5 separate regions of the Homo sapiens genome follow, and regions 1, 2, 3 and 5 are each linked to region 4. The links are chromatin loops, found by intact Hi-C in ENCODE. Cell type or tissue: Caco-2. All regions are shown on one strand. Region 1 overlaps NUP98 (nucleoporin 98 and 96 precursor). Region 2 overlaps STIM1 (stromal interaction molecule 1). Region 3 overlaps NUP98 (nucleoporin 98 and 96 precursor). Region 4 holds the start of PGAP2 (post-GPI attachment to proteins 2). Region 5 overlaps NUP98 (nucleoporin 98 and 96 precursor).

Region 1 (5,000 bases), 96 kb after region 4:
GTGGTACACCACCACTCTTGTAGTCATCTTCATACCGATATTCCTGATACTTCATTTTCTAAGCATTTGTTTTTAGTAAATGGGTAGTAGCTGTTTTTTATTATTATTTAGTACGGTAGCCCTTTAAGACCTGCATAAGACTTGGTTCGTACCACTGGACTGTAACTTAAATAAGTTAGTGATTCCTAGCTTAAGTGTGAAAATGAGATTGGAAATAATTGATGTACCATGGTAATTTAAATAAATGCAGTCTGACTCTAGAACCAGATATTGAGTTGTCAATGTAGGAGTGACTCCTTGCTCTTAAGCTTATGGGGCAAAACTCAAGTTTATGACACATGCAGAATAATTCCAAGGCAGCATAGTTACCATTATTCACTATTTATGTGTTAGGTGGCTTTCTGGTCTTATATATGAAGCGCTTTTACTTTAATTGGTTACTTTAATTGGTTATGTTTTACAGGAAGGCTGAAGTTACATTGGATGGAGTTTGGCCAACAGATAAAACATCTCGTTGTTTAATAAAGAGCCCAGATCGCCTTGCTGATATCAACTATGAAGGAAGATTGGAAGCAGTTTCAAGGAAACAGGGAGCTCAATTCAAAGAATACCGGCCTGAAACTGGTTCTTGGGTGTTTAAGGTATAGTCATTTAACCCAGTTCAGACTTTTATAAACTATATTTGGAGTCACATAACGTTTATGTTGGAAGGGATCCTTTGCTAAATTCTATTGATTGATTGATGGGGTTCTTGCTCTGTTGCTCAGGCTGGAGTACAATGGTGGGATCATAGCTCCCTGCAGCCTCAAATTCCTGGGCTCAAGCAATCCTTCTGCCTCCGCCTCCCAAGTAGCTGGGATTATAGGCATGCACTACCATGCCTGGCTACTTTTTAAAATGTTTGTAAAGATCGAGTTTCTCAGTGTTGACCAGGCTGGTCTCCAACTCCTGGGATCAAGCAGTCTTCCCTCCTTGGCCTCCCAAAAGTACTGTGATTACAGGTGTAAGCCACTATACCCAGCCAAATTCTCTTTATTTTTAGAAATTTGGAGAGAGATGTACAGATACATTATGATTCACTCCAAACTACAAACCTAGTTAAAATTCAGCAGTAATGAGTTCTTACAAACTGTGGGCTCGTGATTCAAGTCCTCTACCCAACTCCTATGAGGATTTATAAATACATTTCTAAGGTGTAGTTTTTCTAATGTTTGTCATCATTAGGGACTTCAGTAATTCATCAGGCAGGTGTCTATTGGATCAACTCTTCCTATGTAATTGTCATTCTTACTTTTAAAGATTTTTGGAGATGAAGAGGTTGACTGTCCGTAATAGTTTAATCCAATGATTTCCTCCCATTCTAGGCTGGTTGAATTATTTAACTTGTTAAAGGCCCTTGGGTAGATAGAGGATAACAGGCAATATATGTCTGTGAAAATAATAACAAGTCTTTGGATTAAGTTTCCTATATTAATGATTACAGTTTAAATGACATTTTAATGTATATTATGTAATCTTTATTAATTTACTAGTATGAGCAACTAGAGCATACATCAAACGTCTTCTAAATCTTAGATAAAAGTGTGATAGGTGATATATTTTGCTTTAAATACTTAGATATTTCTCCCCTTTTCTTTCTTTTTTCTTAAGGTAATGCTGCAAGATTGCAAAGGCAGGTATTGGGAAAGCATAATGTTTAAGTTGTTTTGTGGGGTTCTTCTCTTCCTTAGGTCTCCCATTTTTCTAAGTATGGCCTTCAGGATTCTGATGAAGAGGAGGAGGAGCATCCGTCTAAAACTAGTACAAAGAAGTTGAAGACTGCTCCTTTGCCTCCTGCAAGCCAGACTACGCCCTTGCAGATGGCTCTTAATGGCAAACCTGCACCTCCACCTCAGGTAGAGAAAAAAGGACAGTGAATTTGAATGGAATCCGTGATACCGAAGTTGAAAGCAAGTCATTCAGCTAATACAAAGCTGTTTTATGACCCTTGGAACTTTGAAGAGTACAAACATTGGCAATCACGTTGAAACAAGTGCAAGGGAGGGCGTGAGGTCTTGCAGGCATCTGTCTTTTTACTGGAGAGATTTAAAGAATTCTCTTGCTGTTTGGATTATTCCTCTACAGATTGTCATTTTTAAACCCTTTGTTCTCTCTCATTTGGACTTGCTGAATTCTCTGCTCAGTGATTAACTTAAGATTTGCTCATGTGGGTTCATGCACAGTAAATTCTGCCTTTATTGACTACCTGATGTGCAGTTTAATCTTTTTCTTTACCTCCATGGTTTTTTAAAAGTTAAATTAGCTTTCTGAAAGGGTTTTTAATCTCCATTTTTTTAAAGTTGTTTGCTTATACTTCGGGTAACCTTGATATTTGTATTTTAATAGTACATAATCTTTATGAAAAATAGTTTGGGAATGTAAATGAATTATTATTTGGCTTGGGGAGATTAGGGCCTACATTGTTTATCGCAATTACTTGTATCATTGATACGGGATTTCTTTGTAAAGCATCCTCTACCTCTCAGCTGCTGAAAGCTAGACCTTTGGTATTTTCCATGCTATAATTCTTATGGCTGCTGAAATGTGTGGTTTTTATGATTTATTAAATAATCTCTTAGGAGGCATTTCTGGAGAATGTGTGTATATACATGTTTGCGCGTACAGGGGAGGGGAGGGTATGATAAATGTGGGAAACTGGAAATATATTGACTTTTATGTTTATAATCTTGGTAGCATTTAGAATGCCCCTAAGAAATCTCCATTGACAAATGAAATGCTATAGACTTGGTTTTCCAGTTATCCATATTCATTTTGTCTGTCATATGCTTTGTATCATCTCCTTCTTTCCTAATTTTTTATAACCTTATATATATATTTATTATAAATATATGTATTTCTGAGGGAAAGAGTCAGATGGCCTTATTTTCTGTAACAAAAGTAATATGTAGGATCTTAAAGATAACCTCTTTCCAGTTGGCCCAGCTGAAAAAGAAAAGCTTCATTTATGGACAGACAGGAAAATGTTTGTAATGTTGACAGTAGTTTCTAGGTTCTTTAATTGCCAGAATAGAAATAGTAGAAAAATAACTATAAACTCCTATATTGACACTTGTGTTTGTGAGAGCTCTTTGAAAAATTGAGCACCCAAAAATTTCAGATCAAGGTTCTAGCAAAAAGAGGTAGTAAGGATTTAAAATGGGCAAGTAGCTTTTTTTTTCCTTGAGAAAGAGTTGTCGCCCAGGCTGTAGTGCACTGGTGCAGTCTCGGCTCTCTGTGGCCTCTGCCTCCCAGGTTCAAGCAGCCTCATTCCTCAGCCTCCCAAGCAGCTGGGACTACAGGGCATACCACCACACTCATCTAATTTTTTGTATTTTTAGTAGAGAGGGGATTTTGCCATGTTGGCCTCAACTCATGTTGTCTTGAACTCCTGGCCTCAAGTGATCCTCCCACCTTGGCCTCCCAAAGTGCTGGGACTACAGGCGTGAGTCACCATGGCTAGCCTAAAATGGGCAAGTAGCTTTGACTGAGGAAGTGGAAATGGTCTTTGACCTTTTGGTTGGGAAGAGCAGAAATGAGAGAAATGGATAGAGGTATTTAAATGTCCAGACTTTAGGTTTTGTTTACTTGCATTATTTTCTAAGGCCTTGAGCTTGGTATGTTGGAGCAGAAATGTAGGACTCTAGAGAATTCTTTCATATTTATTGCTCACTGACCCAAGTGAAGCTGATGGGAAATGCCAGTGGTTTGTTATTAGCACCAAAGACCCTACATTTTACTTTGCATGGGGAAACTACTTGTGCCGTTTGAGTATACTGGAAATAGCAGTCTTCTCATCTCTGTGTCAAGATGACTGCATACCATCACCTCACCCCTTAAAGAGGTTGATTGCAAAACTTCAGCTTCTTTTTTTCTTGGGGGAGAGAGGCCTGTTTCTTTAGGTATTTAGGAAGATGTGTATTTTTCTTTAATGGTCACATTTGTTCCATTACCTTTTATATAATATCGTCAGTCCCCTGTTTCCAGTTGGTTCTTAAGCCTCGCTTTTGCTCTTAAAAAAAGCAAGTAAATCTAAGCAACCAGAAAACATAAAGGTAACTAAATTTTCATGTGATCTTCTCTCCTGTACCTTTTAGGTTAGAGAAAATGTTGGTTGGCAGATAAACCTTAGTCACAGAGATGAATTAAGGTAGTTGCAGAGTATTTTGTTCTGTGGTTAGAACATTAGTTTCAAAATCCTGGTCTGGGATCCAATTTCCAGCTGGCTGCATCAATGCCCTGGTAAGCTTGACTTAGATTCCACAGATTTGGCATGGGGCTCAGGCATATTTATATTTTAATGCTTCTCCCCAGGTGGTTGAAATGTGCAATCAGGTTTCAAAACTATGTTGAAAGACCTCAGGCCTTTGGCACTCAGGTAGAGATACGTGTAGGTTTTTACCTCAGCCTTTTTTTTTTTTTTTGTAAACTTTTTTTTTTTAAATTATTATTGTACTTTAAGTTTTAGGGTACATGTGCACAGTGTGCAGGTTAGTTACATATGTATACATGTGCCATGCTGCTGTGCTGCACCCATTAACTCGTCATTTAGCATTAGGTATATCTCCTAAAGCTATACCCTCCCCCCTCCCCCCTCCCCCCACCCCACAACAGTCCCCAGAGTGTACCTCAGCCTTATAACTGAAGTGTAACTTGTGTTCAGTAACATCAAGGCAGGCTAATTGGCTTGCTCAGAAACTTAGCATTGTTCACTAAGTGAATTTAAGTTAATGACTTTTTTTTTTTTTCTGAGGCAAAGTTTTCCTATGTTCCTCAGGCTGGTTGAACTCTTGGGACCAAGCAATCCTTCCCACCTCAACCTCCCAAGTAACTGGGACTGCAGGTGCATGCCATCATGCCAGCTAATTTATTTATTTATTGTTTTAGAGACAGGATCTTGCTGTGTTGCCCAGGCTGGTCTCAGATTCTTGGCCGAATGAGTATCCTGCCTTGGCCTCCCAATG
Region 2 (5,000 bases), 260 kb before region 4:
CTCTTATTGTTGGTAAGAGTCCAGTGACTCTAGAACATAGTCTTTGGATCATATTTCAAATTCCTCACACATGTAACTTTCTAGCCAGACCCTGGGCCCCTGCCCTTTACCCACCCGTCAAGGTGTCCAGGAATTTGTGGACTCTCCTACCTGCTCCAACTCCTCCTCAGCATATTTTTGGCGGCTCCGCTCATTCTCAGTACCCTCCCGCAGCTCCTTCAGCCGCTGGGCTTCCTGCTTAGCAAGGTTGATCTCATCGCGCAGCTTCTTTTCCAGATGGACCTTCTCCACCTCCACTGTGCGGTGCTCCTCCTGGGCCTTGTGCAGCCTGGGGGGGCAATGCAGGGAGCTGGAGGAGGCCAGGCAAGGGGGTGCCAGCCAACATGCCATGAGTCATGGCATCAAAGAGGAAAATGACAGCTCCAACTCTCAGCATATATTCTCCCTGCTCTGCTGTGTGTCTGGCTCTGAGCTAGCTCAAGGCCCATAGAAACCACAGTCATTACCTAATTCACACACTGACCATCATTTTGCTGCCAGTAATCAAGGCTATGAAGCCAGGCTCTCAGGCATCTGAATCCCTCCTCGAAACTATCTCATACTAAAATCATAACAAGTACCAGTTTACAAGGTATTTCCCATTTGTCCTCCCAGCAGATAATGATATATTGGTATCATTATCAGCCTGGGACAGGCAGATACAGAGTCTTGCAACTTGTAGGAAGAACTGAGGCTAGAATTCCAATCTGTGTGACTTCAAATGCCACAATTATTCCTCTTATGTAGTGGTATCTAGAAAGTTCAATGAATGTAGAATACCCTGCAAGCTTGACAAAAAGATCCAGGGAAAACCTAATGGCTGAGAAATGACTGGGGTGGTAGCAGAGGGGTGGATTAGGGAAGATGAGGAGGAACTATTGAGCTAGGAGTCCTCTTGGACTCCTGAGCTTCTGTTCCCAGAAGCACAAAACAAATTAAATTTATGCCAAAGGACTCAGGAGAGTCCCCTGCTGCCCCCAGGCCCTGAGTTCCTTTCCTAAGTATCTTCCTTAGTGGATAAGATCTCAAGGGCATGAGTTATAATGTAAGTCTACCCTTGCACCGTCACACACATTCCCTCAGTTCACCGACAAAACCTTCCATCCAGCTAAACAAGCCTTCCCGCTTCTTCACTTCTTTCCTCCACACGGCTATCTATGTTAATACACTCATTCATTCATCTATTCATTCACCGAGTTCTTTCAAGTGCCTACTAAGTGCCAAGCCCTGTGCTAAGCCCTAAATACGTGGCGATAAATCAGAAAGCTCTCCCTGCCACTGAGGAGCTCATGATTTACTCCAACAAAGACAAGTAGACAGATAACTGTATTCAGTGTGACAAATTCTATAATAGAAAGAGATAGATATAGATATATAAGGTCTTGGGTCTTCCCAAAAGATGGAGTCATCAGCTCTGCCTGAAAGGAGTCAGGGAAAGAAAGAGAGACTTGGGCTACACCCAGAACAAAGACTGAGAGTTTGCTAATCCCTTTGGAAGAGAAAACGGACTTTACTGTCTGGTCTTCCTTTCTAAGTAAAAACCACCAGGTTACCAGGGGACCAGATTAGGAAGGAGAAAGGATGGTGAAGAAGAGATAAGATATATAGCTTAGACTTGAGGTATAGAAAAGAAAGGATAGACTACAGAACAAGAAGGACCCCTAGAGAACACTGACCACTGAGATAATTAAGTAGATGAAACAAACAGAACTCAATCTGTAAAAAAAAAAAAAAAAAAAAAACCTCTAAGTCCAGAGCTATCAGTGGCGGAGACTTCAAAAGACATCATGGAACAAGCAAGGAGGTAAGAAGAGGAAATGTTAGGCTGCAAGCTTCCCGCAAATTGTGATCTGCCTAATTTGTCCCTGAAGAGAAAGGGAGTTGAACCCCCTGAAAATGAACACCAGATGGCGATATATGCATAGGCAAAGACAAATCAGAGGCGCCATTTCCTGCCATCTCCTTCCCTTGCTGAATATCCTCCTTTACTGTACTCTTCCATGACCCAACTATATAAAGTTACACCATTAAGGATTCACTTCTTCACTGAAATACTGTCCTTTTATGAAAGCAGCCTCTTGAGAAAAGCCAATACTATGATATGTCTGTCCTTTATAATAATAGCGAGCTCCTTTAAAGTAGAATCAAGACTGACACCCTTTCATAGTTCCAATAAGGTCTGTTAGAGATGGAGAACAATAATCATTGTTGGGTGTAGAAATGAGCAAATAAGTATACAATTAAGCACTGCCCCACTCCAAGGCAACAACAATTAGCATTGCAATTAGTCCTGGCTCTAAGCAGTTGTGTGACTATGAGCAAGTTTTGCCTGTTTTGGGAATCAAAATTCCTGCCTGCCTCAAATAATTATCTTGAAACTCAATGAAATCCTAACTGGACTGTATATGTAGAATTATATTTATTCACATAAATTATCAGGAACTCTGTAATAAAGCTCTGTGAAAGCTGGCATTGCAGGTCTGTTAATACAAGGAGGAACCAGGTGGCATGTGGGCTCTGGACACTCAGAGGAGGATATATGTGTGCATGTGTGCAAGCCTATCTCTAGGGGGAAAAGGGGAGGGGTGTCTTTGTCTCTTTCTAAGTGCCACAGTGGTCATTTAGCTCTGGAAGCTTTAGGGAGCAGGGAGTGCTGGGAGCTTAGTTTTATCCCCAAACTTGGAATGTCTCCTGCCTAGATTCTTTTGCCTTTGGAATGGAAACAGTACATGTTTTTCAAACAAATGAGGTATGGGGACTGCTCAGACAGCAGCAGTTAGCTCCTAACTGGCAAAGGGCCCAAGAACAAGGGGCCCAGCAAAGTAGCCAGGAATCAGCTTAGAGATCAGACCCCTCTTGCTCCCTAGAAGCCCAGCCCATGGAAATAAATCCAATAAGTCTGCTACCTCAGTAGAGGCAGCACCCTGGAGTGTCAAAATTCCTAGTTCACTACTTACTGATATATGACCCTGAACAAAGCACTTACCCTCTCTGAGCCTTCATTTCCCCAACTCTAATAGTACCTACTTCAAAGGGCCATAGTGATTAAAAGTAATAATGCATTTAAGTATTTAACAATACCTGGCTCACAAGAAGTCTTGTCCCTACCCCTCCAAATTAAATAGTGTTTACCATTTAAAAATAACACAATGGCTGGGCACAGTGGCTCAGGCCTGTAATCCCAGCACTTTGGGAGGCTGAGGTAGACCTCTTGAGTCCAGGAGTTCAGGAAAAGCCTGGGCAACACAGCAAGACCCCTGTCTCTACAAAAAATAAAAAAATTAGCCAGGCATGGTGGCATGCACCCAGCTACACAGGAGGCTGAAGCAGGAGGATCTCTTGAGCCCAGGGGGTGGAGGCTGCAGTGAGCCATGTTCATGCTATTGAACTTCAGCCTGGGCAACAGAGCAAGACCCAGAGTCAAAATAATAATAATAATAATAAATAGAAATAAATGAAAAGACAAGACTTCATTTCCTTTTACATGAATTCCTGCAAAGACTTCCCAACTAGAGTCCCTAGGCTTCCAGAATCATTTTCTAAAAGACAGTCTTGAATAGACCTCTCCTCTTCTCGAAAACAAAACAACCAAAAAAACCTGATTTGACTCTCTATTGCCTTCTGCATCCTACTAACTTCCCCACATGCATCTTAAGGTTCCAGGGATCTGACCCCACCCTATACACTCAACCTTAACACCTAGGACCTCGCTACCCATCTTTAAAGGCTACCTCCTCAGAGTCCCACATCCACTCATCCACCTCTTTGTCTTTCTAGACATTAGCATTCTTATCCTATAAGCTGAGTCTGGAACTAAGTCTGCATTAAGTGTGCTCTCACTGCTGCTTCTTGTGGGTGTGTAAGTTTTTTTTCTCAGGACCAGTGAATTTCTCATAACTGCCATCACAGAACTGGTTCCTAGACGTCAGGACTGACTGACTGACTGACGGGCACTCTCTTTTCACAGTTAAATCTTCTGCCATAGTTTTGAAGTCACATTTTATTTTAACAGAATCCCAGACCATCTGAGTTGGAAGTGTTCTCCTAGGAGAGTTTAGCATTCTCCAAGGTCAATCCCTTCATATTACCAATGAGGAAATAAATCCTGGGAGGGAAAGAAATTTATCCAAAGTTATATAGCAAGTTAGTGTTTATGAGATTTAGACTCCTTATAAGAAAGAACTAAGGACAGTAAGAAGGAAGGTTTTGAGGTTTCTTTGGGGAACAGTAAAGAACAGTTCATTACATCTATTTATATGCTAGGAGAAGCAGTCCAGAGACAGGCAGAAGGAAGAATGACCCCATAACAAGCAATGGGAAGCTCAAGACCTCTGGCAGCTACACATTTCTCCCTCTGAAGCTAAGAGGCAAAAAAGATAGAAACAAGTTTCTCCCCAGGAGGAATAACTGCCCAATAGCAATTGGAATATCAGCAACCTAAACTTGCAATGCAGTTTTGGAAGGATGATGCAGCCTGGGCTGCCATGCTGACAAGGTCTCAGGGGCCAAGTGGCTCACACCCAGGTGGAAATAGGAGGTTCCCAAGAACTGGCAGGGCCTCACCTTTCCTGAAGGGGCAGGCCTTACCTTTCCTGAAGGTCATGCAGACTCTGCTCAGCTCGGTGTAACCCCTCCAAGTCCTTCATCATCTTCTTCATGTGCTCCTTGGAGTAACGGTTCTGGATATAGGCAAACCAGCAGCCGCCCACACCAATAACGATAGACACCACCAGCATGAAGTCCTTGAGGTGATTATGGCGAGTCACTGCCAGAGAGGGGAGGGCATGATGAGTTAGGGTGCCCACTGCACACTTAGCCTTGCAGACTCCACTGCATCCCTCCTCTATGAAGCCTTCCATAACAGACACACTCTCCCACTGAGAAGGAATTAGTTTCTCTTCTTAGATACACACTTGCCATACACTATTACAGTAAGCTCTATGTCTATCTCTCTGCTAGCC
Region 3 (5,000 bases), 70 kb after region 4:
GCCTCTTGAGTAGCTGGGATTGCAGGCCCATGTCACCACGCCCGGCTAATTTTTGTATTTTTAGTAGGTATTGGGTTTCACCATATTGGCTAGGCTGGTCACGAACTCCTGACCTCAAGCAATCCTCTCGCTTCGGCCTCCCAAAGTGCTGGGGTTACAGGTGTGAGCCACCGCGCCTGGCTTAGACTTTCCATTAATTCTTTCCTCTTCCTGTTTTCAATTCTACTTCATCAAACCTGGTATTCTGAAGTCCCTAGACTTCTGGGATTCTCCAAGGTAGATACGCGTCATTTGATCATACTAGTAGACCCTTGGACAACATGAGGGTTAGGGGTGCTGACCCCCACACAGTTGATAATTTGCAAATAATCTTTGATTCCCAAGCTTTACTGACAACATAAACAGTACAAATTACGTATATTATATGTAGTACGTACTATATTCTTACTATAAAGTAAGCTAAAGAAAAGAATGTATTATTAGGAAAATCATAAGGTGGAGGAAGGTGTTGGTCTTGCTCTCTCAGGGGTGGCAGAGGAGGAAATCCACACATAAGTGGATCCACACAGTTCAAACTTGTGTTGTTCAAAGGTCAGCTGTAACTGCTTTTGAGTGTACTCTAAGCTATAGTTTTCTGTATCCTGCTTGATCAGTCCTCTGTCCACATCTTTCCCCTAGAAATTTGTTAGATTTTCTCATGTGTTCATTTGCCACCTTCCCATTGTTTGTCATTGTGGGTTTATATATATAAATGTTAATATTTTTTAGCCAAAGATTTAATAAGGTCTTGGAGAGAGCGGAGGTGAATTCGAGTTTTCATTGATCTCTGTGCGGATTTTATACTTAGCTTTATCATTAAAAATAGGCCTGGTGCGGTGCCTCACGCCTGTAATCTCAGCACTTTGGGAGGCCGAGGCGGGTGGATCACCTGAGGTCAGGAGTTCGACCATCCTGGCCAACATGGTGAAACCCCGTCTCTACTAAAAATACAAAAATTAGCCGGGCGTGGCGGCAGGCACCTGTAATCCCACCTACTCGCAAGGCCGAGGCAGGAGGATTGCCTAGTCTGGGAGGCAGAGGTTGCAGTGAGCCGAGATCGCGCTACTGCGCTCCAGCCTGAGTGACACAGCAAGACTCTGTCTCAAAAAAAAAATTGTTTTAATTTTATTTTTTTCTCATTTTTTATTGGTTTTAGTAGAAGGTGGTAGCATAAATTATTGTAATATGCCATTTTTACTTGTATAGCTTTTTGACTGGTTTTTAATAATCCATCTCTTTTTCCAAAGTTCCTGACACAAGAATTTAGTTAATATTAAATTTGTGTGCCTTAACATTACTGCCCATTTAAAGGTAATTGTATTTACTTTTAGAATGTACATCTTTATACCACGGAATCTTAGTTGAAGGTACTTTAGAACTATGTGAGTGTGCCTTGTCTTAAAAAAACCTCAGGTATGGTGGCTTCCTTACAGGCAGTACAGTCTGTTCTTCTGTTCTGGTTGTGTGGAAACCAAATCCTTCCTCCATAGAGTTTCCACCCAGTGGTTCTACTTTTATTTCCTAAAGCTAAGCAAAACCAGTCTAGTATGTATGGTTTCTTTTCTTTCTTTCCTTTTTTTTTTTTTTTTTTTTTTGAGAGGAGTCTTACTCTGTCACCCAGGCTGGAGTGCTGTGGCACCATCTTGGCTCACTGCAGCCTCTGCCTCTGGGTTCAGACAATTCTCCTGTCTCAGCCTCCTGCGTAGCTGGGACTACAGGTATGTGTCACCATGCCCGGCTAATTCTTGTATTTTTTAGTAGAGATAGAGGTTCACCATTTTGGCCAGGCTATTCTTGAAGTCCTGACCTGAAGTAATCTGCTTGCTCAGCTTCCCAAAGTGCTGGGATTACTGGCATGAGCCACCATGCCTTGCTGTAGTATATTTGTGGTAACCCACTGACTTTCTTCTGGATAAAGTATCATCAGATTCTTGTGTTTCATCAGAAGACTTGGTTTTTGTACTTTTCCCTATCCCTTTAATCATTTGGTTATGATTTAGTTTTTTGGAATCTTTTATTTTGAAATTTCTTTGGAATTTGTTCTTTGGAAAGTTTTCAAATTATTTTGACCAAGATTGAATGTAATACCAGTAGTTGCTTAACTAGTGCTTGTTTGTTTTCTTGTTTTTGCTAATCTATCAAGATACTCTCTTACCTGTGTCTTTAAATACTACAGTTAACACAAAGTTTATATTTATTCATACAGATATAAAATCATGCTCATGCACTTTCTTGTGTTTGGATTTGTGAAAGGAAGTCTTTGGTTTTTTTTTTTTTTTTTTTTGAGAACGCCCAGGTAGAATGATTTGTACTTGTTAAACGATGGGATCAACTAAGACAGGTCAGTTTTCTAAATGAGTAATTGCCTGTCCAGTAACAAAATGACCAGTGAGGTTTGGAGTTCTCTAAAGTTTTTCTTGAGTCTCCTTGCATAGTCCCCAAAATAGCAGTATGCTGTTAATCTGTAGTACTGTGTACCAAAAAAAAAAAAACTTTTCTTTATTTTTTGCTCTTAAATTGGATTTAGGAACTTTCTGAATACAGATGATTTACTCTGTGCTCTTAAAATTGACATCTCTTGGTTTGAGATCCTGAGCAAACTTGTCCTGTCTAGTTAAATATCAACATGAATGTACGGTGTTTTAGTATTTATTGAATACATCGATTTTAAGAAACCTTTGACTCTTCTTTTTCATTAATTTAGCTATAGCAGCCTGTTCTGTTTTTGTTTGTTTGTTTGTTTTTGAGACGGAATCTCGCTCTGTCGCCTAGGCTAGAGTGAAGTGGCACGACCTTGGCTCACTGCCAGCTCTGTATCCTGGGTTCACGCCATTCTCCTGCCTCAGCCTCCGGAGTAGCTGGGACTACAGGTGCCCACCACCATGCCTGGCTAATTTTTTCTATTTTGTTAGTAGAGACAGGGTTTCACCATGTTAGCCAGGATAGTCTCGATCTCCTGACCTTGTGATCCGCCTGCCTCGGCCTCCCAAAGTGCTGGGATTACAGGCATGAGCCACCACGCCCAGCCTCTTTTTTTTTTTTTTTTTTTTGTTATTACTGCTTTTGTTCTCCACCCACTCCCCACAACATTGTGAGACTTTTCAGAAAGTTTTATGTCACTCCTTTACTGTGGATTATTGTATTATATTTTGGCAGTAACTTTATTTGTAAATGTTTATAAGGGAAAAAGGTAGTATTTTTGTCTGTAAAATGACTTTATTATGTTTTGGGTTTTGATCAGTATTTTTGGAAAGAGATTTTATCTTGCAAAGAGGTTTCTTCTTCAGTCAGGGTATACTGTAGTGGTTTTGCTTTTTTCTTAATGTTTTACTTGGTACAATGGTAGATCATGAATAGTCTTCATTGTTACTTATGTCTGTTCCCTAAATTCTCTGCAATTGATAACAGATGTTCTTACACTTTGAGAAAAAATTAGGCTTAGTGATTTCTTTTTTCTTTCAGTTTATATTATGTGAATGTTAAATAAATGTAAATAATAAACTTATAAGGATAGCCTAAGCATTTTCTTCAGGAAGACACCTGGATTTGGGGGAAAAGAAAAAACCACATTTTTGTTTGTATGCTGCCTTCCTCTGTAGCCTTAATGTACATAATATTTTTATTCTGGAAATTTTACTTAAAGATAATTTCATATTTCCACAATGAAACAAATTATTATTTTTAATAACTACATAACCTATGTTGATGTGTCATGATGTTTACAACTTTTTTGTTTGTTTGTTTGAGGCAGAGTCTCGCTCTTTCACCCAGGCTGGAGTGCAGTGGCGCGATCTCGGCTCACTGAAACCTCCACTTCCTGGGTTCCAGCTGGGGTTATAGGTGTGCGCCCCCACGCCCAGCTAATTTTTTGTATTTTTAGTAGAGGTGGGGTTTCACTGTATTGGCCAGGTTGGTCTCAAACTCCTCACCTCAAGTGATCTGCTCGCCACGACCTCCCAGTGCTGGGATTACAGGCATGAGCCACTGCACCCCGCCTACAACTATTAACTTAATATTGGACACGTAGGTTGTTTCCATATCTTGACTGTATATATACTATGCAGTGAATGCTTAGGAATTTATTTTCTTTCTAGTTCGAGTTAAATTTTCATGATTAAAATTATGAGGTTAAAAAATAGAGGCCAGGCATGGTGGCTGACTCCTGTAATCCTGGCATTTTGGGAGGCCAAGGTGGGCAGATAGTTCAATTTCAGGAGTTCAAGACCAGCCTGGGCAACATGGCGAAACCCCATCTCTGAAAAAAAAAACAAAACACACACACACACACACACACAAAATTAGCTGTTGTTGGTGTGGTGACTCACCCCTGTAGTCCCAGCTACTTGGGAGTCTGAGGTTAGAGGATCACTTGAGCCTGGAGGCAGAGGTTGCAGCAAGCCAAGATCATGCCACTACACTCCAGCCTGGGTGTGTGTGTGTGTGTGTACACGCACAAACACACAGTACTTGTCCTGTTGTATATTGTCATATTATTTCCTTTGGACAATTACATACACGCACGCACACACACACACACAGTATTTGCCCTGTATACTGTCATATTATTTCCTTTAGACAATTACACACACACACACACACACACACACACACACACACACACACTACTTGCCCTGTATACTGTCGTATTATTTCCTTTAGACAAACCAGTCTATAATGTTTCTAGAAGTCAAAGACTATGGCTTTTTATGCAGCTATTTCAGTGATAGGTATGCATAAAATATTTCATCAGGGTTGTTTAAATTTTCCTTTCTTTGATTAGTAGTGACAGTGAACACTGTGTAAGTGAATTTATATGAGTATTGTATCTTATGAAATGTCTCTTCCTAAATTTGACCTATTAGCTTATTTGATTCTTGATTTTCTTTACAGTTTGCTCTACACACATTCTGCCCCAATGATACCATTGATCTGAGCATTTTGAAGACCACTTCTTCAAAAAG
Region 4 (5,000 bases):
AAACCTACCAGTGGATGGCATGGCCCATCTCCTCCCCCAGGCCTTTGAGCCTCGGCCCAGCCTCCAGGCTTCAAGGCCTCTCATCAGCTCTCATTTGCTTCCCCACTGGCCCAGGGCCCTCCTGCACCTTCAGTCCCTTCCCAGGCTCTGTGTGCCTGCACCGCAGTCCACAGTGGCAGGGATTCCATGGAAGCTGACAGAACCCCAAGCCCCCTGCTTGTCCCAGCCTGCTCCCTCACGTGCCCCCAGGGTGAAAGGCTTTGCAGAATCAGGCCTGGTGCTAGCCTGGGATTGCTGTTTGCTGGAGAGAGCTGCTTGGTCAGCTTCTGGAGGCTTCCCAGTGCCCAGGGGGCTGTCCACATCACCCTCCTGTGAACAGATGAGGGTTCCTGGGGGCTGTGATTTCCCCCTTAGATAAGGGTAGCTAAGGTCAGGAACTATAACAAATAAGTGTATACCAACAATCCTAGCCCAGCTCCGCACAGTATACAGAAGGGAAAGTTGGAGCAGGAATCTGCTCAGGATCACATAACAAAGAGATACATGTGGGACCCACGAAGAGTTACACACTGCAACTCTGGCCTTCCTTGACCCCTTCCTCTCTGTGTCTGAACTTGAGAAAGGTCAGGTTAGGACTGGAGTGAGAGAGGCAGAAGAGGCACCTGTTCACAGGAGGAAGAAAAGGAAAAACCAAAATCTACATAGATGAGGCAGTTAGCCCTATTCCCATTGTAAAGATAGAGAAACCAAGACACTCAGAGAGAGAGAAGGGCTGGCTCTTCCTCAAAGCCCTGTGCTGAGCTGAAGGGAAAGCCATCCCTGGAACGTTGGCTTGTTGTTGCCAAGCTAGGGCTGGCTCCAGACACATAAAGAATATACCCTTCTGGGCTCAAAGACCTTGTCAAATCAAGTCCCAACTCTTCCTGACCCCACCCACAAGACTCTCCCTTTAGTCCCACCCTCAAAAAGAACCCTGATCTCAGTTAGGTTGCCATCCTGGCATTCCAGAACAAGCCAGGTGGCTACGCCTCCACATTCTCACCCATTTTCCCCCAGCTGCCAGACCTGATCAGGCAGCCTGCTCCAATTGCTCAAGTTCCTCTCTCCCTTTTAGGAGCATCAGGGATCCCAGGGAGCTGGAAGTGGCTCTGGTGACCCTCCCAGAAAAAAAACACATTCCCTGGATCATCCCTAAATGGACTCTAAGTCCCTTAGGGCCCTAGATGGGGAACATTTTCCTCACCCAGCCCAAACCTAGACTCTGCAGTTGCAGTAGCACTAGTCTTCCCTCCCAGTATCCCTCCCTGAAGGCTGCAGCTCTAGATCCCTGAGGAACCACTAGGATTCCCAAATTGAAGACTAGATCTTCAGGGAATGAAGAGGCACTGCCCAAATCAGGAGTTGATGAGGAGGTTCAAGGGATAATCCATTCCAATTCTTGGAGGTATGCCTGGCCTCCCATTTAGCTGTGTGACCTTTGGCAAGCCACTTAAGCACTCTAGATCTGTTTCCACAGTTCTGCAACATGGGAATCACATGGTTTAGATTACCTCTAAGGTCCTTCCAACTTGGTCATTCTACTCCACACCTCAGGGTGGAGCTGAAGGGCAATTGTTCAGCCTGCAGATAGTTCTACATTCCTCACAGGTACTACTTAGCTGAAAATTGCTTTCTTTGGAGCTACCTCAGCTCCAAAGTCCCTAGAGATCTCCTCAGCCTCGAGTCTGAACCCACATTTACTGAGTGCCTACGGAATACTAGGCCCCCTGCTCTGTACTTGATATACATTGTCTCTTTTAATCTCACCATAATTCTATGAGGTAGGTGCTACAGCCTGTATATTTCCATTTTACAGATGAGGAAACTGAGGCTCAGGGAGGTTCAAAACACTTACTCAAGGCCAAGGCTAATAAATGGCACAGCTGCCATTCAAAACTACTCTATGGGGTTCCAACCCCGGGGCCCCATCCTCCCCACCTAGGACTCCTGACCAGGAGGCCCCGCGGAATAAAGGGAGAGCTCAACCCCTGCACACCCGGCCCCACGCTGGGGAGGGAGAAGAAGGGGGCCAGCTCGGCAAGTCCAGAGAGCAGCAGTTCCTGGGAAACAGAGTGTGTGCGATAGGACGGCAGGTACCAGGACTCCCACAGCGTGGGGCCCGGCCCTGCAGAGGCCAGACCGCGCGGCCAAGCTCCCGAGTGGGGCTGCCCGGCAGCCCAGCACATCCATGCCCATACTCACCCACGCGGTGGTGGCGAGAGTGCCGGCGGAACCCGGGGGCCCAGGTGGCCCGGGGTCGGGGGCTGGCTCTGCGGGCTGGTCAGAGCGCGAACGGCGGGGGCGGGGCCGGCGCTCTCGGGGCGGAACTTAGAGAGGAAACTGCGCCCAGATCCTCCGCTGGCTCCTCCCCGCTTCTGGAGACCCCGACCCCTGGCTCTCCTCCTCAATCTGGCGTGTCCTCAAACCATGCTTTACAGCCCGGGTCTGCCCCCACTAATTTCGGCTGCGTGAGGGCAGCCGGAAGAGCTCTGGATACCTGAGTTTGAGCATGTTGGATAAGCCACCTTGTCGCCTTACCTCTCAGCTGCGTTCCATCTACCTGTTGAAAGAACACAAAATTAATTCAACAGGGGCCGGATTTCTTTCTCATCCGCCCGTCTCTCCTGCCTCGCACCTCCATTCTAACCGAACTATCCAGCCTCGCCCTTCTGAAACATTAAGCCAGTTTCCTCCCAGCCCTGGCGCCCCTCCCCCAAACTTTGCTCGTCAGGGCGGTTGGGGACATTTCAGCAATGGGAAGAGCACCTTTGCAGGCAGTGAGACCCGGTGAGGCACATCCCAGAAACTCTGGCCTAGAGCTGTTCCCGCCTTTGTTCAGGAGAGGGCGCCCTGTCCTACGTAGCGCAGAAAGGATTTCCAGCCACCAGCCTTGGGTCTCCCCACAATGAGAGGATTGATCCCCCAAAACCAGCTGCCAGAGTTCCCTCCCTACCCTGACCATGACTGACCCATGAAAGAACTTGAGGGGGACCCCTGGCTCCCTTTGCAAAGACCATCCCAGCCCAACAGGGAAGGAGGGTGAAGGGACCAAGAATTCCTCCTGCAAGCACACTGGTGGGTAGTCAGAGCATCTGCAGCGGGTGGAGGACCTCTAAGTTAGCCATACCTAACATCGCACTTTTCCACTTAAATCCTCACAGCAATAACACATTCTGAACACCCAGTATATCCCAGGCACTCTTACTTCTTATCTCATTTATTTAATCCTCATAAAAACCCTGTGAGGGCCAGGCGCGGTAGCTCACGCCTGTAATCCCAGCACTTTAGGAGGCCGAGGCGGGCGGATCACCTGAGGTCAGGAGTTTGACACCAGCCTGGCCAACATGGCGAAACCCCGTCTCTACTAAAAATACAAAAATTAGCCGGGCACGGTGGCGGGCGCCCGTAATCCCAGCTACTTGGGAGGCTGAGGCAGGAGAATCGCTTGAACCCGGGAGGCAGAGGTTGCAGTGAGCTGAGATCGTACCACTGCACTCAAGCATGGGCGACAAGAGCGAAACTCCATTAAAAAAAAAAAAAAAAACCTGTGAAAATAGATACGATCTCGGCTCACTGCAACCTCCGCTTCCAGGGTTCAAGCGATTCTCCTGCCTCAGCCTCCCGAGTAGCTGGAATTAACAGGCGCCCGCTACTGCGCCCAGCTAATTTTTGTAGTTTTTAGTAGAGGCGAGGTTTTGCCATTTTGGCCAGGCTGGTGTCAAACTCCTGACCTCGTGATCTGCCCCCGCCTTGGCTTCCCAAAGAGCTGGGATTACAGGTGTAAGCCACCGCGCCTGGCCTTTTTTTTTTCTTTCTTTCTCTCTTTTTTTTTGGAGACAGAGTCTCACTCTGTCACCCAGGCTAGAGTGCAGTGCCACGATCTCGGCTCACTGCAACCTCCACCTCCCGGGTTCAAGCAATTCTCCTATCTCAGCCTCCCGGGTAGCTGGGAATACAGGCGGCACCACCATGCCCGGCTAATTTTTGTACTTTTAGTAGAGATGGGGTTTCGCCATATTGGTCAGGCTGGTCTCGAATTCCTGACCTCAGGTGATCCACCTGCCTTGGCCTCCCAAAGTGCTGGGATTACAGGCATGAGCCTCCGCCAGTAGATACTATTTAATATCCTCATTTTACAATGGAAAACAGGGAAACCAAGTTACCTACTTACACAGCTAATACATGCCAGAACCAGGACTCAAGTCTGGTACCTGAGATAATTCACATAATCCACTATATGCTGTTAATGCCACTTAGCATTTGTTGATTAATTTGCCAGAGCTCTTTTTCATGTGTTCACTTTTGTTCATTCACCCAGTCTAGGCCCTCTCTTTGACAGGCCTCATGTGGAGCAATGGTGGAGGACCCAGAGATACCTCAGACGCACTCTGAGGGGCTCCGAAGTCTGGAGAAGGTGCGCACTCAGAGTGTCTTGTTCTAAAAACTACTTTTCTTGATTTTGAGTTCTCCCCTATCCTGTTCTTTAAGGTCCCAGGACAAATGGACTAGCAAAACTTTACAAAAAGAACTACCTCTCTCCAAATTTGGCAACTAGATTCAGGTTTTCTGCCTTGGGGCTTCATGTCATCCTCTTTGTCTAGCTCCAACCAGGGGTGTCTGCTCCTGGCTATTGTTCCCTATCTTGACACCTTGTCTGTTCTCTTGGCCCTAAGTACCATTCCCTGAGGCTGGGTCCCCTCTCCCTGCCTCTAGACTACCCCCAATGCCCAAACCTTGAGGTGCTCTAATTTAGATTAATTCTTTAATTCTCTGGTGATTTGGGAAATATGGGCAATTCTCCATATAGCCCTGAGCCTCTGTTTCCTCGTCTATAAAATGGTTTTATTTATTTATTTAAAACAAGGTCTCGCGGGGGCGTGGTGGCTCACATCTGTAATCCCAGCACTTTGGGAGGCCAAGGTGGGCGGATCACAAGGTCAAGAGATCGAGACAATCCTAGC
Region 5 (5,000 bases), 110 kb after region 4:
CTCGTAACATTGTTTTTCTCTTCCTGCCTTAGTTGTGAAGCACTGGAGCCTGACATGGACACTATGTGAAGCCCTATGGGGCCACCTGAAGGAGCTTGACAGCCAGCTAAATGAACCCCGTGAATACATTCAAATTCTGGAGCGAAGAAGAGCTTTCTCCCGCTGGCTATCCTGTACTGCCACACCTCAGATTGAAGAGGAAGTCTCCTTAACCCAAAAAAACAGCCCTGTGGAGGCTGTATTCAGCTACCTCACAGGCAAAAGGATCAGTGAGGCCTGCTCTCTGGCCCAGCAGTCAGGTGGGGAAGGCATATGGTCCTTCTCTGCGCCTCTGTCGCCTTCCTACTCACTGCCTCCTACCGCTCCCCGCTAATTGTGCATTTCCCTTTGGCTTCTAGCCTATGAGTATTAATTGCGGACTTCCCAGAAAGATTGCTGGTTCCCGTGGAATATGTAATATAACATAAAATTTAACTTTTAATCAAGTAAACAATGTTTAAGGTCCTAAACAGAGAATTAGAAGACATAGTGCGGCTGGGCTCAGTGGCTCATGCCTGTAATTCCAGCACTGTGGGAGGCCAAGGTGGGTAGATCACACCCACCTATTCCTATAGAATAGGAACCATGACTTTTTTTTTTTTTTTTTTTTTTTTTTGAGACAGTTTCACTCTTGTTGCCCAGGCTGGAGTACAATGGTGCGATCTCGGCTCACTGCAACCTCCTCCTCCTGGGTTCAAGCGATTCTCTTGCCTCAGCCTCCCAAGTAGCTGAGATTACAGGTGCCTGCTACCACACCTGGCTAATTTTTGTATTTTAGTAGAGACAGGGTTTCACCATGTTGGTCAGGCTGGTCTCGAACTCCTGACCTCAGGTGATCCACCCACCTTGGCCTCCCAAAGTGCTGGAATTACAGGTGTGAGCCACTGCACCCAGCCGAACTATGTCTTCTAATTCTTTTTTTAGGACCTTAAACATTGTTTACTTGATTAAAATTTAAATTTTATATTACATTTGTAATAAAACTAGAAAGCATAGATAAGCTATCAATCAAAATCACCCAAATCCTGTGACTACTACTCACTGCAAACATTTTAATGTGCAATTTGTACTTAATTCTTTACTTTGTAATACATACAAATATGTCCAGACACTGTGACATATGCTTGTGAACTTTTCAAAGGTGATATCCTGCTGTGTATTATATTCTGTTCTTTTCATGTGGCACATTACAAATGCCCTGTAATACAGATAATTATCAAATACTTCTTAGCATTCTTTTATGTATAAATGTACCATAGTAGTAAATTTCTTCCTTCACATTGAGACTTTTTTTAAAACTATAAACAGTACTCTGAATTGCTATAAAATATGTTCTATATCAATTCATTCAAATAAATATATAGAAGTTGAATTTCTGGGTTGAGGTACTCACTGGCTTTTTAAAAGGAATTTATATGCATATATTTACTTCTTTAAGTTCCCTTTCACTAATGAGGCAATTCAGCAAGTACTTAATGACTGCCTAGATATAAATCTTTTTTTTTTTTTTTTTTTTTTTTTAAGACAGAGTCTGTCTGTGTGTTTACCAGACTGCTGGAGTGCAGTGGAACGATCTCAGCTCACTGCAACCTTTACTTCCTGGGTTCAAGCGATTCTCCTGCCTCAGCCTCCTGAGTAGCTGGGATTACAGGTGCCTGCCACCATGCCCAGCTAGTTGTCTTTTTTTTTATTTTTAGTAGAGACAGGGTTTCGCCATGTTGGCCAGGGTGGTCTCAAACTCGTGACTTCCAGTGATCCACCCACTTTGGCCTCCCAAGTGCTGGGATTACAGGCATGAGCCACCGTGCCTGGCCATAAAGTCTTGATAAGAATACAGGATGGCATAGTTCAGCTTAATCTAATATGATCAGATCCTTATTCAAACCTTGATTGTTGGAACCTAATTTATCCAAAGCCAACTAATTGGAGCCATCGACTGGATTTATTTTGAAGAGTTTTGCCACTTTTGGGATTATAAGGAACAAATCACAGGAAAAGCCAGAATCAGTAAGCTATATAAAGGGCTTGTTGCATTCCACTGTCACTACACATTTAGCCTGGTAGCTTCCTGTTTTCTTTTCTTTTTATTTTTTAAATAGAGATGGGGTCTGTATGTTGACCAGGCTGGTCTCAAACTCCTGGCGTCAAGCAGCCCTCCTGCCTCAGCCTCCCAAAGTGCTGGGATTAGAGGCGTGAGCCACCACATCCAGCCTCCGTCTGGTACTATTTATGGTCTTTGTGCATTTGTACAGTGAGAATTTATCTTTGGGATTGATCTTGTATGAACTTATTATGAATCATTAAAAAAAGGTTATGCTCACCAGGACACCAACATGTAGTAGGAGAGGATCTTAAGGCATGCCAGAGTCAGATTCTTAGGGCTGTTGATTCATAAACTCCACTTTCTTCCTGTTTATTTTGACTGTAAGGCTAAACCTCTGGTAAAGGTACTGCCTTTTAGGTTACTAAAAGCTTTTGCTTTACTACTCCCCCCCTTTTTTTTTGTTTTTTGTTTTGTTTTTGTTTTTGTTTTCGAGACAGTCTCGCTCTGTACCCCAGGATGGAGTGCAGTGGCATAATCTTGGCTCACTACAACGTTTGCCTCCTGGGTTCAAGCGATTCTCCTGCCTCAGCCTCCTGAGTAGCTGGGATTACAGGTAACGTGCCACCACACTCGGCTAACTTTTGTATATTTAGTAGAGATGCCGTTTCGTCATGTTGGCCAGGCTGGTCTCGAACTCCTGACCTCAGGTGATCCGCCTGCCTCAGCCTTCCAAAGTGCTGGGATTACAGGCGTGAACCACTGCCTCCGGCCTTTTTTTTTCCCTCCCCCCTGCACCAAGACAGAGTCTTGGTCTGTCACCCAGGCTGGAGTGCAGTAGTGCAATCTCTGTTTACTGCAACTTCTGCCTTCTGGGTTCAAGTGGTTCTCGTGTCTCAGCCTCTTGAGTAGCTGGGACTCCAGTCACGTGCCACCACGCCAGGCTAATTTTTGTATTTTTAGTAGAGACAAAGTTTCATCATGTTGGCGAGGTTGGTCTCGAACTCCTGACCCCAAGTGATTTGCCCGCCTTGGCTTCCCAGAGCACTGGGATTACAGGTGTGAGCCACCGTGCCCAGTGTTTTCCTCCATTTTTCCTTTTTATGTTTAAGATAGAGTCTCGCTCTTGTTGCCCAGGCTGGAGTGCAATGGTGCGATCTTGGCTCACTGCAACCTCCAACTCATGGGTTCAAGTGATTTTCCTGCCTTAGCCTTCCAAGTAGCTGGAATTACAGGTGTGCACCAGCACGCCCGGTGATTTTTGTATTTTTAGTAGGGACGGGGTTTCACCATGTTGGTCAGGCTGGTCTCGAACTCGTGACTTCAAGTAATCCACCTCCCTTGGCCTGCCAGAGTGCTGGGATTACAGGCATTAGCCACCATGCCGGGCTGTTTTCCTCCATTTTGTAGCTGAGGTGTCTTGCCTAGTATCACAGAAGTAGTGGTAGATCTGTTGTTGATGTCTATATGCTATTCAGTCTATAGGTAATTTAGGTTAAACTACTTTGCAAATTTTCTATCCAAGCAGAAAATGGTAAGTTTTTGATCAATATTTTGGCACTACTGCAGAAAGCAGTTAACAATGTTAAATCCTCCCTTCTGAAGGCTGGAAGAAATGAAGATAATGCCCCCAAGTGTTTGACGAAGTCCATAAACCCTTAGTAATAACCAAAAAACTTCCATTTCTCTTATAGGGGATCATCGTCTTGCTCTTCTTTTATCTCAGTTTGTGGGTAGCCAGTCAGTCCGGGAGCTGCTCACCATGCAGTTGGTGGACTGGCATCAGCTCCAAGCAGACTCCTTCATCCAGGATGAGAGACTGCGCATCTTTGCTCTGTTGGCTGGAAAACCGGTATCTTCTACTTTTACCATAATATCTCACATTGGTTTTTTCATAAATTGAAGCTGGTTTGAGGTTGAGGCAAGGAGTGATCTTTGTAAATTGTGCACAGTTACACAAAATGTTTTACACATTGGACAATTTTCAAATTATAAAGGCAGGCATGCACACTTTTAAAAATCTAGTTGTATAGAAATTAAAATGTTAAAATGTATCATATCCCATATCATATAGTGGTAAACAATATAAATAATTTTATCTTCACAGAAATATTCTAGTTTAGTTAATTAATTTTTTTGAGATAGGGTCTGGCTCTGTTGCCTAGGCAGGAGTACAGTGGGGTGATCTTGGCTCACTGCATCCTCCATCTCCTAAGTTCAAGTGATCCTCTCACCTGAGCCTCCCAAGTAGCTGGGACTACAGGCACACGCTACCATACACAGCTAGTTTTTAAGTCTACATCCACATATATGTTGTTCCTATTTACATGTTTGTATATACAAATGAAATAAATTATACATAGGAGTTCTGTGATTTTTTTTATTTATATTTTGTTCATTTAAAAAAGAATTTATAGCAATAGGGTCTCAGTATGTTGCCTAGGCTTGTCTTGAACTCCTGGCCTAAAGGGATCCTGTCACCTATAGGTCTCCCAAAGTGTTGAGATTACAGGCATGAGCCACTGCATCAGCCCTGCAGCATTTTTTTTTTTTTTTCTCTTGAGACAGAGTCTCGCTCTGTTGCCCAGGTTGGAGTGCAGTGGCACGATCTGGGCTTACTGCAAGCTCCGCCTCCCAAGTTCACCTCATTCTTCTGCCTCAGCCTCCTGAGTAGCTGAGACTACAGGCACCTGCCACCACGCTGGGCTAATTTTTTGTATTTTAAGTAGAGACAGGGTTTCACCATGTTAGCCAGGATGGTCTCGGTCTCCTGACCTCATGATCTGCCTGCCTCAGCCTCCTGAAGTGCTGGGATTACAAGCGTGAGCCACCGCGCCCGGCCCCCTGCAGCTTTTTTTTTTTTAAACCTACTGTATGTGAATATTTTTTCATGTCATGAAGCGTTATTTTTGTTGTTGTT

What was found. A loop is a pair of places that touch in the nucleus more often than their neighbours do. Peaks named below come from ENCODE experiments on the same cell type or tissue, not always from the same donor. Only the 100,000 strongest peaks of a DNase experiment are listed, where the experiment ranks them.
Region 1: it touches region 4 in a loop (2.8-fold over the local background); 6 of 110 quality-filtered maps call a loop at or near these places.
Region 2: it touches region 4 in a loop (6-fold over the local background); 5 of 110 quality-filtered maps call a loop at or near these places.
Region 3: it touches region 4 in a loop (2.6-fold over the local background); 5 of 110 quality-filtered maps call a loop at or near these places.
Region 5: a loop joins it to region 4, with 2.8 times the contacts of the local background. A loop is called at or near these places in 3 of 110 quality-filtered maps.

What each region holds. Positions count from the first base shown.
Region 1 is chr11:3,709,459-3,714,458 of GRCh38, reverse strand. NUP98 (nucleoporin 98 and 96 precursor) reads left to right here. Exons shown (of 33, transcript NM_016320.5): 19 at 464-641; 20 at 1,731-1,895. Among named protein-coding and RNA genes, the nearest start is that of CHRNA10, 41 kb to the right of the region's middle. In Caco-2, no CTCF peak of the experiment used is centred here; a DNase peak (open chromatin) is centred at 1,948.
Region 2 is chr11:4,069,830-4,074,829 of GRCh38, reverse strand. It overlaps STIM1 (stromal interaction molecule 1), which reads right to left. Exons shown (of 13, transcript NM_001382567.1): 6 at 4,627-4,804; 7 at 151-328. Among named protein-coding and RNA genes, the nearest start is that of RRM1, 22 kb to the left of the region's middle. RefSeq lists an enhancer at 1,817-2,111. In Caco-2, a CTCF peak has its summit at 1,942 (motif pointing right); a DNase peak (open chromatin) is centred at 1,939.
Region 3 is chr11:3,735,411-3,740,410 of GRCh38, reverse strand. The region is part of intron 12 of NUP98 (nucleoporin 98 and 96 precursor); the gene reads left to right. Among named protein-coding and RNA genes, the nearest start is that of NUP98, 60 kb to the left of the region's middle. RefSeq lists a silencer at 4,345-4,545. In Caco-2, no CTCF peak of the experiment used is centred here; no DNase peak of the experiment used is centred here.
Region 4 is chr11:3,805,893-3,810,892 of GRCh38, reverse strand. It overlaps PGAP2 (post-GPI attachment to proteins 2), which reads right to left and starts at 2,333. Exons shown (of 7, transcript NM_014489.4): 1 at 2,242-2,333. RefSeq lists a silencer at 2,083-2,412. In Caco-2, CTCF peaks have their summits at 1,573 and 2,888 (motif pointing right); DNase peaks (open chromatin) are centred at 1,602, 2,352 and 2,832; H3K4me3 peaks cover 1,696 bases.
Region 5 is chr11:3,694,381-3,699,380 of GRCh38, reverse strand. It overlaps NUP98 (nucleoporin 98 and 96 precursor), which reads left to right. Exons shown (of 33, transcript NM_016320.5): 25 at 33-299; 26 at 3,775-3,932. Among named protein-coding and RNA genes, the nearest start is that of CHRNA10, 25 kb to the right of the region's middle. RefSeq lists a silencer at 2,726-2,946. In Caco-2, no CTCF peak of the experiment used is centred here; no DNase peak of the experiment used is centred here.